Linked DNA regions of Mus musculus: regions 2, 3 and 4 are each linked to region 1. The links are chromatin contacts, found by Hi-C or POLR2A ChIA-PET in ENCODE. All regions are on one chromosome and are shown on one strand. The core of a region is the stretch at or near the end of the contact, and the rest is flanking DNA. Distances in the headings are between cores, read along the strand shown. Region 1 holds the start of Nudt18 (nudix (nucleoside diphosphate linked moiety X)-type motif 18). Region 2 holds the start of Bmp1 (bone morphogenetic protein 1). Region 3 overlaps Dmtn (dematin actin binding protein). Region 4 overlaps Lgi3 (leucine-rich repeat LGI family, member 3).

What was found. A loop is a pair of places that touch in the nucleus more often than their neighbours do. ChIA-PET counts read pairs that join two places held with the same protein, here RNA polymerase II (POLR2A).
Region 2: a loop to region 1 is called in a map of heart, with 5 times the contacts of the local background. The contact joins the promoter of Bmp1 here to the promoter of Nudt18 in region 1. A Hi-C loop is called at or near these places in 2 of 37 maps with a recorded cell type or tissue (Patski and heart). POLR2A ChIA-PET finds 5 or more read pairs at or near these places in 1 of 5 experiments (Patski).
Region 3: a loop to region 1 is called in a map of left cerebral cortex, with 3 times the contacts of the local background. The contact joins the enhancer-like site here to the promoter of Nudt18 in region 1. A Hi-C loop is called at or near these places in 1 of 37 maps with a recorded cell type or tissue (left cerebral cortex). POLR2A ChIA-PET finds 5 or more read pairs at or near these places in 4 of 5 experiments (Patski and embryonic stem cell).
Region 4: POLR2A ChIA-PET joins it to region 1 with 14 read pairs in embryonic stem cell. The contact joins the enhancer-like site here to the promoter of Nudt18 in region 1. A Hi-C loop is called at or near these places in 2 of 37 maps with a recorded cell type or tissue (heart and left cerebral cortex). POLR2A ChIA-PET finds 5 or more read pairs at or near these places in 3 of 5 experiments (Patski and embryonic stem cell).

Annotation. Positions count from the first base shown.
Region 1 is chr14:70,576,017-70,579,274 of GRCm38, reverse strand. It overlaps Nudt18 (nudix (nucleoside diphosphate linked moiety X)-type motif 18), which reads right to left and starts at 1,451. Exons shown (of 3, transcript NM_153136.5): 1 at 1,165-1,451; 2 at 150-363. The coding sequence starts at 1,326.
Region 2 is chr14:70,518,812-70,522,069 of GRCm38, reverse strand. Bmp1 (bone morphogenetic protein 1) reads left to right here and starts at 1,810. Exons shown (of 20, transcript NM_009755.3): 1 at 1,810-2,201. The coding sequence starts at 2,033. Sftpc (surfactant associated protein C) reads left to right here. Exons shown (of 6, transcript NM_011359.2): 4 at 155-265; 5 at 598-753; 6 at 955-1,129. The coding sequence ends at 744.
Region 3 is chr14:70,622,298-70,625,555 of GRCm38, reverse strand. All of the region lies in intron 1 of Dmtn (dematin actin binding protein), which reads left to right. Among named protein-coding and RNA genes, the nearest start is that of Dmtn, 3.1 kb to the left of the region's middle. Within about 2 kb of position 1,580, at least 2 of the 3 ENCODE cell types and tissues checked have a DNase peak (open chromatin) inside an H3K27ac peak, as active enhancers do; they include left cerebral cortex, where a contact is called at or near this core.
Region 4 is chr14:70,537,459-70,540,716 of GRCm38, reverse strand. It overlaps Lgi3 (leucine-rich repeat LGI family, member 3), which reads right to left. Exons shown (of 8, transcript NM_145219.4): 8 at 2,393-3,258. Among named protein-coding and RNA genes, the nearest start is that of Reep4, 6.2 kb to the left of the region's middle. Within about 2 kb of position 1,757, at least 1 of the 3 ENCODE cell types and tissues checked has a DNase peak (open chromatin) inside an H3K27ac peak, as active enhancers do; it is left cerebral cortex, where a contact is called at or near this core.

The DNA of each region.
Region 1 (3,258 bases), core at 202-2,701:
AGAGAGTAAATGGCCACCCCAACACTCCAGAGAGAGAGAGACCCCCAAAAGCTCTTAGCCCGTAGTAGGTCAATGGCCATAAGCAGAAGCCCACAGTATGGCTGGCTATGGATGAGGGACCGTGAGAAATGTCACTAGGTGGGGGATACCTGTTGGTCGAGCGAGGAACACAAAGCGGATCCAGGAGGCGCCCCTCTCCTCCACGGACAGCAGTGTCACTGGCTCACAGAGCAGCCCTGCCTCCTCCTTCACCTCCCGCTGCATGGCCTCCACGATGGTTTCTCCTGGTTCCATTCTTCCTGCAGGGAGGTACCATGTCCCCCGGCATTCCCTCTTGGCCTCCTGTATCATCAACACCTCATCCTGGGAGGGAGGGAAGTGAGACAATCTTCACTCCTACCCAGCCAGTCTGGGGGCTTCAGAAGAGTAGCCCCTACCTGGATGGCAGCCCAAAGCTCCCTTCTTGGTAGACAGACACCTTTAGGATGCTGGATCCTCAGGAGTCAGGCCCTGATATGGCTGAAAGCAGTGGCTGTCTCCGCTTTGCTGTAACTCAAACCCAGAGGGACTTCTGTTGTAGAAAGGGGCTGAGGACCTTGGGCGTTGCTCTAGGAGGCTTCCTCCTGAAGGTTGCCACCACTCCTATACTGACTCATTTATGCCACTGTCTTGCTCTTGTTCCCATGGGACTTACAAACCGCCTGTGTCAAGTCCTCAATCTAGGGTCTGAGGCTTTGAAACTTAGCTCCACCCCTATACCAACCTACCCCTTCTTGGCCAGGATTTTATAACGCTGACTTGTGCAGAAGTGATCACTAAAAAGAACTCTCACAGGATCGGAGGCCTGCATGTAAGCTCCCCATTACTCTCCCGAGGCGCCGGGAGAGTCTAGACTCCTGGAAAGGAAGGGGGCATATTACAGGCCTCTCCTGGTGGGGGGCGAGGTCTAGTGGATGAGATAAACCGCCCCGGGACCTCGGCTTCTCCTTCCATATTATAGAGTCTACAGAAGGACGATCTCAGCTCAGCTGCTAGTGTTGAGAGTGCTTTGCAACATTGGGAAGCGCCACATACAGGCAGCGGCCGTTGGCTCGCCTGTTCAGATCAGGGCAGGCGGCACGCTCCCGAGACCAGCCGAAGGCCAGCGGCCGGTCGGACGCTCACCTGCTCGTTGAGGAACACGGCCAGCACCACGTAGCAGACATTCTTCCGCAGCCGCACGGGAAACAGCGGCTTCCCAGCCGGCTCCGAGTCACAGCTCTGCACCAGCAACCCCTTTCCCCCCAGCACGGTGGCAAGCGCCCCTGCCAGGCCCTCCGTGGCCATCAAGTCTCCGGGGAGGTGGCAAGCCGGGACCTGCCAGACCCCCGGAGGCAAGCGGCCGGGACCTGAGCTGCGGTGGGCCGCGGCGCCCTCGCCCCCTCCCCTGACTTGAGGGCCAAGACTAACACGGAACCTCCGGGAGAGACCTGGTCGCTGATAGGCTGCGCGTCACTGCGGCCTGCCCGGATTGGCCAGCTCGCAGCGGTTATCGGGAGGGCGGGGCGCCGGGATCCTCCCTCTGCCCCCTCCTCTCCTGGGTTTCAGCCTCACTTCACACTCTCCCTAGCGATTAGCTAATTCACCCAGCACGCACTTGTCCGCGCGGGTTCCGACGGTGATGTCATCCTGCCTGTAGGGTGATGAACACCACTGTGACCAGGGTCGATGGCGTCACTCGTCCGATGACATTACGGAAGCCCAGACTCCGCCGTTCGCTCCCACTGTCCAGCTTTTATCATAAACGAACCACAGAAGTGCTCACGACGAATAGGCCCCAAATAACTTTCTGACTTCGTTAAAATGCTCTGAATGTGGTATGGCTCAGGCACATAACGTTGCGTTAGAAATTCTGATCTGTCTAGGTCGATGGACACAGGGCATTTTAAGAGTCCGAGGCTAAAGGATTGGTTTGGGGGTGGGGTGGGGGATGGGGAACGTGATTGACAAGCCTCAGAGGAGGGATGGGACAGGTGGTCAAGGTGGGACAAGGCTGGGGATGAGAAGAAGCTAAGGGGGGGGGGGATGAATGAAAGGGAGATTGAAGTCAGCACTGTAGCCTGCATCCGATCCTGTGCCCAATGCTTTTCCCAGGCTTCTGAAACAGACTCCATCTTTAGAGGGCAGGGGTGGTGCCCTCCTACCCAGCGTCCAGGGCCTGGTCATGAGGAACAGGGTGTGGGTTGTTTTGGCCAGCTCCTGCTTCTCTCCCAGCCTGACCTTTCTTCCTCTGAGCTTCTTTAACCTCCACTCAGGACAGGAAGGCAGGGCCAGCTGAGAGGAATCCACAAAGCAGGCCAAGTCTGGGCTCCTCACCCCATCCCAGACTTCCCTTTCCTCCCCCACTGCTGGCTCTGTGTACCTCCTTTGGGGGACAGTGGCTTGATGGTACTGACAAAGCTCTGGAGTTTAAAAGCCAGACATCCAGCCTCTGCTGACTGACGTGCTCTGTGCCCTGGGTGGCCTCAATGTCCTCATCTGTACAGTAGGTCTGTAACAGCCCTCCTTTTCCATACTTGTTGAGAAGCCAAGAGAGCTTGGGAGAAGCCATGCACTATCTGAACACCGTCACCAGGCAGCCCACCTGTTCTCCAGGTAGGGTCTCAAAGCCATAGTCCATAGAGCACACCTGCACATACAAGAACACACACACCGTGAAACTGGGGAGTATAGCTCAGCGGTAGAGTATTTACCTAGCATACACAAGGCCCTGAGTTCAATTCCCAGCACCACAAAACCACATCTGTGCTCTGTAGACTTGACTGGCAGGCGATCTCAGCCCTCCGGGACTGGTCTCAGCCTTTCTTCTCCCCGATGCTGATGCAAACTCCCTGAAGAGGAAATCTACGTGAGGTTGGATGGGCACTGTTAGTGGCCCACAGTATTTTCAGGCACTTGGACACTTCTGACTTGAGGCCACTGAAGACCTCCTATTTCTAAATTAACTGTAGTCATCGGCAGAGGGTCAAGATCAGGCCCCAGGGTGCAGAGCCACTTGTTAAAGGCCTCCTCTCTCTTCTCCACCTCTCTCTTCCCCTACCCTCCTCTCCCCCTACCCCCCTTTTGCTCTCTCAGTGCCTCAGTTTTCCCATCTGTGAAGTGGAGGCAGCACTGGTCAGACACTCCATTCTTTCTCCCAGGGATGATTTGGGAGAGGGTGAGGTCATGTCTGGGCAGGCTGGGAGAGTGGCAGAGGCGTCCTAAGATAAACAGCAGCCG
Region 2 (3,258 bases), core at 561-3,060, 58 kb after region 1:
GGCTACCTCACCTCAGATGCTCGAACCACTGACGCAAGTGCGCCCCTCCACCCTCTGAAGACAATCTAAAGGAAGTTGGTTGGCTGAGAACTAGGGTTGGGGAGGAAGCAAGGCAAGGGGACCTTGTGAATGACCTCCAGGGTTTTATACCTAGCTCCTGACGGCCTATAAGCCAGCTCCAGGAACCTACTGCTACATCATGAAGATGGCTCCAGAGAGCATCCCTAGTCTTGAGGCTTTCGCTAGAAAACTCCAGAACTTCCAGGTGGGTATGTTAGGGAGGGAGGGAGCAGTCTCCCTCTGAGGGTTGAGTAGAGGGACATGTGAAAGGATGACTAGCGTACCCTGTGTAGTATTGATGTTTCTGGATCAGACATGTTCTCCTCTCTCCATGGACCTGTGTCCTGCCATCCCTACCAGCTCTCAGGTGGCCCTGCTAAGTTGTTGGCCTTGGCTGAGCTTAGACATGACCTATGGGCTTCTACATCCAACCCAGTCCCTCTCTGAATTTGTGAGGAAACTGATCCTCGAGAATTACCAACTTAGTGTCCCACACTAAATAAAGCAGGTGACATTGAAAGTAGGTGTTCTTTCCAGGCCAAGCCCTCCACACCCACCTCTAAGCTGGGCCAGGAGGAAGGGCATGATACTGGTTCCGAGTCCGATTCTTCCGGGAGAGACCTGGCTTTCCTAGGCCTTGCTGTGAGCACCCTGTGTGGAGAGCTACCACTCTACTATATCTAGCATCCACAGGTGAGCAACAGTACCTTTCAGGGTGCCTGGGCAACACTGGCAGGGCTTGGGCTGCCTGCTTTGTCAGGGGACCTACTAGGTATCTCTTAAAGTCAGTGGTCTCGGGAGCTCGGAGGATGGAGGGTTCCCAGACACATCCCACACTGGACCCAAGCGGGTGGCTTCTTCAGTCCCCATAAGCATTAGTTCTTTGCTTCACAGGGTCGGTAGAAACCGCAGCGGGACAGGAAAGACCCTCCGCAAAGGGTCTTTGTCAGACAAGCAGGAAGCTGCTCCTGCCCAGAAACCGGTGGAAGTCTGTAAAGGAAAGGTGTCTCTCCTACGGGCCAGGGGGATCCTATCACAAAAGAATAAAGCAGCCTGATTGGAAAACAAAGAGTGGCGCTTCTTTTCTTTCACATTTTCTCAGCTCGGCTTCTAGCAGAAGCCGTCCTAGGAAGGAGAGGGTTTGGAGAGTTGGGGCGCTTTGCCACGTCCTTTCTAAGAGTGATGGAGGTTTGGTCCTACCCCAGGTAATGGGGAACAGAGCAAAAGGCAGGGACAGAGGACGGGACCTGGGTGCCATACACGGGTGTTAGGCGCCCTCCAGCGGTGTGTCCACAAGGAAGGACAGCGACAGAGACAGGCAGGGAGACAGCTAGACAGAGAGACAGTGAGAAGCGAGAGAGCCGAGATCTAAGACAGACAGACTCTGGAGTCTCTGGGAGAGAACGATCGATCGCTGATCCAGTGTCTAAGAGGAAGGAACGGACCTGACAGCGTGTCCCGTGCCCGGAGGCACTCCGCCTGGTACAGGACAGCGGCCTGTAGGGGGCCCCTCGCGGAGCGGTGCCTCCGGGCATCCCTGGCCCGCGCCCCCTCCCCGGCCCCTGCCCCAGTCCCAGGCAGCGGATTCCCCTCCGGGGCGGGCGGTGCTACTCTCGTCCTCCCCGCCCGGCTGGCGTGCTTCCCGGCCCGGCCGAGCACGGTCCCGGCCCCGAGGGGGGCTGAGCTGGGCGAAAACCCGCCCTCCAGCGAGCTCATTTCCCTAAAAGGGGGGGTGGGGTGGGGAGTGGGAGGGCGGCGAGAAAAGAAAGGGAGCGACCGAGAGGAGGGCGAGGGGACGCCGGAGCCCAGGGCCGGAGAGAGCCGGGCCGAGCGGGGGGCGGGAGACAGGAAACGGGACGGGAAGAGGTGGCCTCGGGGGGAGAGCGCCTCCCCTTCGCCTTCAGCGCTCCCTTCCCCGTCGCCCCGCTCCCGCGTCCGGGCGCGACCGCCACCGCCACCGCCGCCCGCCAGCATGCCCGGCGTGGCCCGCCCGCCGCTGCCGCTGCTGTCGCTGCCGCTGCTACTGCTGCTGCTGCTGCTCCCGCGCGCCGGCCGGCCGCTGGACTTGGCCGACTACACCTACGACCTGGGCGAGGAGGACGCCCCGGAGCTCCTCAACTACAAAGACCCTTGCAAGGCGGGTGAGCGACCCCCGGCTCCCCCAGGGCGCACGGAAGCCGGGCGTGGGCAGGCTGGGATCGAGGCTCCCGGCCGGGCAGGGGTTGGGGTTGGGGTTGTAGTTGGGGTTGGGGGAGGACAGTCCAGTGTGGGAAGCTGGGAGCTGCTTGGTTGGCAATGCAGTGGGGGAACAAAAGACCGAGGGAGAAAGGGAGGGGGAAGTTTGGGGGACTTTTAGGACTGAAGTTTTGCTGCTGTTTGTGGAAACTGCTGCGGCTGCCGTTCGCCTTCACAGAGGAATCCTGGGGAAACCTCCCTCGGTCCCAGCGAATCCCGCTGGCAAGGAGGCTTTTTCTCCACCGGGAAACTTTACTGGCCAAACTGTGTGTGTGTGTGTGTGTGTGTGTGTGTGTGTGTGTGTGTCCGTCCGTCCGTCCGTCCGTGTCCCTTCTCCCCTATCCCTCCTGCTTTGTGGAATACTGGTGTTTGCCTGCTTGTCTGTTTGCCATAGTGCCGCACAGCACATCTGTCTGGTTTGATGCCCAGAAAGAAGGCCTGCAGCTCCAAAGGGATAGATTTTCCCGGCTTCTCAGCCCAGTGGAAGGAGAAAGTTTTTCAGGAGGTTCTATGGAATACTTCTTCATAGGCAATCCTATGAATCTAGCCAGCAGCAGGAGCTCTCTGAACACTCAAGAGACAGCTGTCAAAGTCAGAGAAATTGGCGGCAGGGGTGGGGGCTTGGGGGGCACAGGGGGACTTACCTGTGCCTTTGTGTGCCAGGAGAGCTTTGCCAGAGCTCAGTTAGGTTAGCAAATGAGTCTCACAAAGAGGTCTCAGATATTCTACATCAGCTCTCTCGCCCTACAGACACCTGAGGCTAATTAGTCAAGTCAGGGCTTCTAGTGTGTGTGTGTGTGTGTGTGTGTGTGTGTGTGTGTGTGTGTGTGTGTGTGATCTTTGTTCATGAGGACTCTCCTGCTGTGATTCCCTTGGAGTGACCAGATGACCAGACACACTCAGGCCATTGGCCTAATTGATGTTCCCAAGCAGGCTGTCTGGAATACACTGGGGACAAGTTAT
Region 3 (3,258 bases), core at 331-2,830, 46 kb before region 1:
GGAATGGGGACCTCTCCTGAATTCTAGAATCTGGATTTAGGGTGGGAGTTTCCTCTCCTCCCCAGATCTGCCGATCCAGCTATATATACCTCAGGACTCAGATCTATAAGGAACGTGTTTGGACAAAGCAAGCCTGAGCAGTGGAGGGACCTAGCTAGAAAAGAGAAACTTACCTCTTCTGAGGAAAGAGCACAGAAATGGCCACTAACTCGGTCAAGAGGGGAACCTAAGAAAACTCTAATGAGCTCAGGCATGTTTGCAGGGGAGGGAGGCAGGAGGGGGGGTCAAAGGGAAAGGAGCACTCTTGTCACTGAGAGTGGGTAGGCAGGTCCTGGAACAGACGGACTCCGTTATCTACTCCTGAAGCTGCCTGATCTTGTTCAATGGGACAGGTGTCATTCAGAGTTGGTATGAGGAATGCATAGTCCAAAGCAATAGGAAAAGGATCAGAAAGCATTTGCATGAGCGAGAGAGAGAGAGAGAGAGAGAAAGAGAGAGAGAGAGAGAAAACAAGAGAAGAGAAAGTAACAGGGCCTTGGTGGCCTGAGAAAAGGCCAGGGATAAACTTGACTTAAGTAAGGCTTTTGATGAGCCACTGGCCTAAGCAGGCCCAAACCCTGCTGTCCCGTGTCTCACCCCACCCTACAATACACACATTCACTGTAGTGCGCGCCCAGTTCCCGCCCTATTGACTACACCACCCTTCTCCCACCCTAGGATGCTGTTTTGGGAACGGGTGACCTAGCTGGAGCCTGTCTTTATTTCTGGCATTGCGTTGTTGTTGCCACAGCAACTGTGCAAGTGGGGCTGGGAGGGGGAGAGGGAGAGGGAGAAAAGAAGAAGAAGGGAAAAGGAAGGCAGGAAGAAAGACAGAGACACTGAAGGAAACAGAGGCAGAGAATGGGCCTCCCACCTGCCTGACCTAGCCCACATGGCAGGCCTGTTAACTCATGAACTAACTCTCCAGCATGGCTTGACGATGCTCAGTTGTCCCAGGGCCAGATCCTACACTCTCACCCAATCCTGACTCCCAGCTCCTGCTGTACGGGTCAGGTGAGAGGTAGAGAGACCCAAGTTCATATTAAAATGGAATCTTTGGGGATGCATTGGAAAGATAGGAAATTCCTTTGGCTTAAATTCAGCCCGGTTGGAATTTCATCCAGCTTGCCTTCTTTTGGGTGGCCCTGGGTAAGCTCACCTCTTAGTTCTTTTTTGTTCTCATCTGTAAGGGAACAAAATGCCAATGTGTTAAGTAGAAAGTAGCGGTGGCTTCGGATGGAAACAAGGGCTGGACTAGACCCCCACCTGAGATGGTGGATCTCTGTGCCTGCTGAACTTTCTACATTTCATTTCTCCAAGTCCAGGGCTTTTAATCTGGATCCATCCCTGCCTGGGATGGGTAGGTGCCAACCTGGAGATCCCTGTGGGCAAGTCTTATCACCCATATCCTGGGGAGCTGCAAAGCTCTGGTTGCCGTGGAAATGAGAGGGTGGGTGGTTTGAGGTGGGGCCTGGCTGGTGGCTCAGATAAGGCTGGGGCGGCCAGCTGAAGGTGGGTGCGGCTGAGATGGAAGGATGGGAAGCCTGCTGGCTATTGACCTGAGCCTGGGAGGTTGAAGGGGGTCTTCCGACACCTGGACTGGCTTCCTCTATGGTGCCGTACCCCCACCCCTCCCCTTCTTTCCCCTTCCCTTCCTGCTGCAGCCTGACCTTTTAGTCCGTATCCACAGAAGTTACAGAACTTGGGGAGTGTTCTGAATGAAGTAAGCGGGGCCATGACGGAGGATGGAGAGGGATCAGGCCCGGAGGAGGAATGTGAGAAATTAGCTTGGGTGAGGGGACTTCACGTGGGTGCGGTAGGCAGATGCCTGTGCAGTGTGACTAAACGGAAGCTGAAAAATCACCCTCCCTCCCCACACACCTCCTTCCCACCCACTCCCATCTTTCCTTTCTCGTCTTCCACTCCAAAAAAATGGTTTCCCCTGCTGGCCTTCTGACAGCCTCAAATGTCCCCAGCAAGAACCTTATTCATAGCCCGGGGTTATAGTTTAGTTACCTAGTGCCTGGTGTGCATGACGCCCCTGGGCTGATCCCCACGACCAAGTGAAGCCAGGCTAGGTAGCGCCAAAGGTTCGGGCTTTCCAGAGGTGAAGTTGAAGGTCATCCTAGGTTGGGATTAAGTAGTTGGAGACCAGCCTGGGCTACAGTGAAAACTCTTATCTAAAACAAACCAACAAAGCACCCACTGCTAAAACCTTTCATTCAAATGCAAATGTCCCTAAGGCTCTGCCTTTTAGCACTTTCCCAAAAGGCGCTGATTTGTGTGCTCTGGTACCACACAGGGATGCAGGACCCAGATGGAGCCTGGGGAGCCCCACTAGTGCTGTGGGGGCGCCTCAGGCAGGGCCCAGCTGTGGAGGGCCTGGCAAGGGGAAGGGACAGAGGAGCACAATAACTCAACCTGAAGTGGTACTGTGGTCAGTGAGCTTAAGTGTGCCCTTGACCCAGTACTTACTGAAGTCTCATTTCACCACGCTACATGCAACCCATGCTACAACTGAGGGAACAGTTCACAGGACTGAGACGGCGTGGTGAGGGTGAAAGGCAGGACCGTGAAATCCGGAGTCCACAGTCAATCATGATAGTCTGTAAATATCAACTATTATATAACTCTGTCCACTGGTGTTTGCAATCGGGTTCCTGAGTGGCGGCTGTGTGTAGGCATGCTGGTGCTTGTTCATATGTAACCATGGCTTTCATGTCTGGCCACAACCCCGGGGACCCTTTGCTCCGTGAAGCGCCCCACGCCTGGTGTTCTGGGTGAGGTGCTAGAACATTATTCCTCCTGTCGGTCTTTGCTCTCCAGAATGCCCATTACAGCTCCCCTGCGCTCTAGGCCGCCTTCCTGGTAAAACGGAGAGGCCCTCTGACCAGCTGCCTCCCTGTGCCCTGTTCTGTTACAACCCAACTTCCGGTCCTTCCCCTTCTCAGTGAGAAGCAAGTGTTTTCTCCAGAGCCTGTCCTCCGCTGGCCCTCCCGCCCGCCCCGGTGCTGACAATCCTTTGTTCCCTGTCAGCCACCCTGCTGCAGCCTCAAACCCAGGACTTTGCAGAAGCTCCATTCCTCCCGTGGACGTGGCCTTCTTCCCTCACTTCTCTGGGAGCCTCCTCACTTCCTCTGGCCTCTGGCTTTGCTGGTCTTCCCTTCCCTTCAGCGTTTATTCCATACTTCATGTGATGTACTGACCCCTCCCCACCCC
Region 4 (3,258 bases), core at 508-3,007, 39 kb after region 1:
TCAGAAGTTCAAAGTTCCTTGTCTACACAGTGAGCTTAAGGCCAGCCTGGGCTACATGAGATCATCTCAGAAGGAAGGAATGAAGGAAGAAAGGCAACCGTGGATAGAGGTAGAGAGGATTCAAGGGGCTCTTCTCTGCCACATGCACTTGAATGTGATTTGAGCAGAAACCTAGACCTGTCCCTTACTACAAGCTGTAGCCAGGGACAGTGGGGGAGGACTGGGTGCCTGAAGCCACAGATGGGAGTTGGGGGGGGGGGAACTCTGAGACTGCAGGTGGTGGAGGAACCCTCACTGCCAGAGAGCAACTGTCACTGAGGAGTGCCTGTCTCTCGCTCTCATGAACTCCCAGCTTGGAGTCACTCCATCTCAAATACAATCCTGCAGACCAGCATAGCTCATATGTGCCAGGCACAGTCTTCAAGAGGACCGACATACATCTGTGTTCAATGCACTTAGATCTCACGAAGGACGATAAGGCGGGCCCGATATGCACCAGCCTATCCCATGATAGATGAGCCTGCTGCTTGGGCATCATTAGACCCACTTTGCAGATAAGGAGACTGAGACACATACAGGCGAAGTAAGTATCTGAAAGCCATCCACTGCTTTTCCTCAGCAAGTGAAGTGAATCCCCATACTCTACAAAATGCGTTAGCTAATCTGCTTTGTAGGATTTGAGGTTCAGAAAAACTAGTTGGCATCAAGCAAAGTAATCCAGCTGACATCTGGACATGTGCGGTCCAGACTGGAGCTCAGAGCATGGGGTTAAGACATGTTCTGGGGTTCTCAGACCTGTTCTTCTTCTCTTGTGGTAGATCAGTGATATGGGATGCACACGGACATTGTTTGAATGGGAATTAAAACAGTGGTGCTAGCGATTAGGAATGGCCTCCACAGGCTCCTCTCATATGCTAGGGCCCTCAAAGAATGGCACTACTTGAGAAGGACTAAGAGGTGTGGCCTTATTGGAGTAGGTGTGTCCTTAGTAGAGAAAGTGTGTCCACTGGGGAGTGGGCTTTGAGGTTTCAAAAGCCCAAACCAGGCCCAGGTCACTCTCTCTTCCTGCTGCCTGCAGATCAGTACCCCGTCTTTCTGTGTGCCACCATCCTTCCCACCATACTGACAATGGACTAAGCCTCTGACACCATAAACAAGCCCCAACTAGATATTTCCTTTTATAAGACTCACCACGGCCATGGTGTTTCTTTACAGCAATAGAAACCCTAAGACAGACATATATATGACCAGCGAGAAATGAAAGGGACCCTGGGGAACAGGTGAGGAACAGTAGAAGGGAAGAGACCTGTGTGTGTATGTGCAGGGGGTACACATGCCAGCACCCCCTCCTGGGGTTGTCACATCTACCATTTCTGTCCCTTTCCCCGTTTCTTCTCATGTAAGATGGCAATGGGTTCCCAATTTTTTCAAGTCTGGGGGTGGAAAGAATGACAAGGAAAGAGACCACACAGCTGAGCGTGGCAGTTTTGCAACATGGTGCTATCACCAGGGTTCCCTAGTGACCCTGGTCACTGCTTCAGCCCGAGCCCTGTCTGATGATCTTCCCCTCCCCTTCCTTTTGTCCCAGGCTCTTCCTGGAGTCTCAGGGATGGACAGAATGGAAACAAGCAGGAGAGGGACCAGTGCCGCTGTGTCTGTTGGCACCTGGTCCTGAAGAGCTTTATGTCAGGCACAAAGCCATGGATTTGTTTTGAGAAGAGCTCGGAGCCAAAGCGGGCTCCTGGGTAGCAGATGACATAATGGAGAGATGTTTCAGGAAGGGCAGACCAGAAGGATCTGAGAAGTAGGCCGGCGGGAGGGATCTAGAAACCATAGCAATGAGGACAGGCTTGGATGAAGGTTGTAGTGCGGCAAGGGGGCAGGGGAAGGATGCTCATTTGGAAACCCTCAGAGATAAAGAGTGGGGAATTGGTGGCTGGTTAAAAACGGGGAGAAGAAGGAGCAGCATATTACCTAGCTCTCCCAGGCGCCTCACTTTGGTGGTTGTAGTAACAATGGCAGACATCTGTCCAGTGGGGAGCTCAGGGAGCGACTGGTAGATGGCCAGGGCGGCAAAGGGCTGAGCATGTCTTTGCCATGTTGCTTAGAGACATCCTGACCAAGGGACAGACCTAGGTCTTAGCAGGTCCGTGCCTATAATCTCCAGGAAGGAACAGTGGCCTGTGATTCAGTCCCAGGTGGCAGAGACTCATCACTTAGCCCAGCACCTGTGTGGCATCACCAGGAACTCCTGACCTTAGTGCCAGGTGACCTTGACAGCATCTGAGGGAAAGGAGCCAAGAGGAAGCTGGTACGGTCTCTGTGTACTGCAAGGACAGGTGACACAACCCTGTCTCTGCTCCTAGCAAAACATCTGAGGACACCTGAGAGCTAGCAGTGGGGTGGAACTTTATTCGAAGCAAAGGAATCTTAGCATTATCCCCAGGTGCATCAGGCCGCAAGAAATCCTCTCAGCCTGATCATTTCCTACTTCAGGGCTGCTGCTCCCAGAGGACAGCAGAGGGCAGCAGAGGCCTGGTTCCCAGGTGTCCCTCCCTGCCATCCTCATCCAGCCTCCACCGAGCTGTGCCTCCGGGGGGCATCTCCATGGCATGGAGGGGTGCCAGGGCGACCAACATGTTCCTGGCGCCCACACAAGTAGCTCAGGCTGTCTCAGGATTCTTGCCTTGGCTGATTTTTTTTTATATATCCAGTCAAGGAGCAATCACACTTTGGGATCCGCATCTCAAAGATAGGGTGAGAGAGGAGATGGCCCGAGCTTGAAAAAGCAATAGCTATCCAGAGAAAGCCTTCCCACCCGTGTCCCTTTGAGCTGGGACTGAGTCGTGGAAGAAAACTCTAGTGAGGAGAGCTATACTGCACTGTGAAGAACCCAGTTGCTGCTGCCTCTTGTTATTATTGCTTCTGGATGAAGTGGCTTTGTCCCCACGAGGCCATGGTCACGTTTTCTGTTGCTATCCTTATGAGCCACACAGGGGGCACACTGGGGAGAGCAGAGAAAGTGTGGGTGCTGTAGGCACCCTCCAAGAAGAGCAGCTACGGGGTATCAAGGACGCCGGTTTGCCCAGCACCTAGTCCGCTCACGTACACACCCCCAGACGTGTGCAGATACAGAATCAGAAGTGTGGTGGGGTATGCACAAGTATGCAGCTGAGTTTGTCCATCAGTGTCCACAGGTGCATGCAGAAGGAGCATGGCGTGGGCAGGCACACTTGGAAGTGTGGGCACACCTGCAGG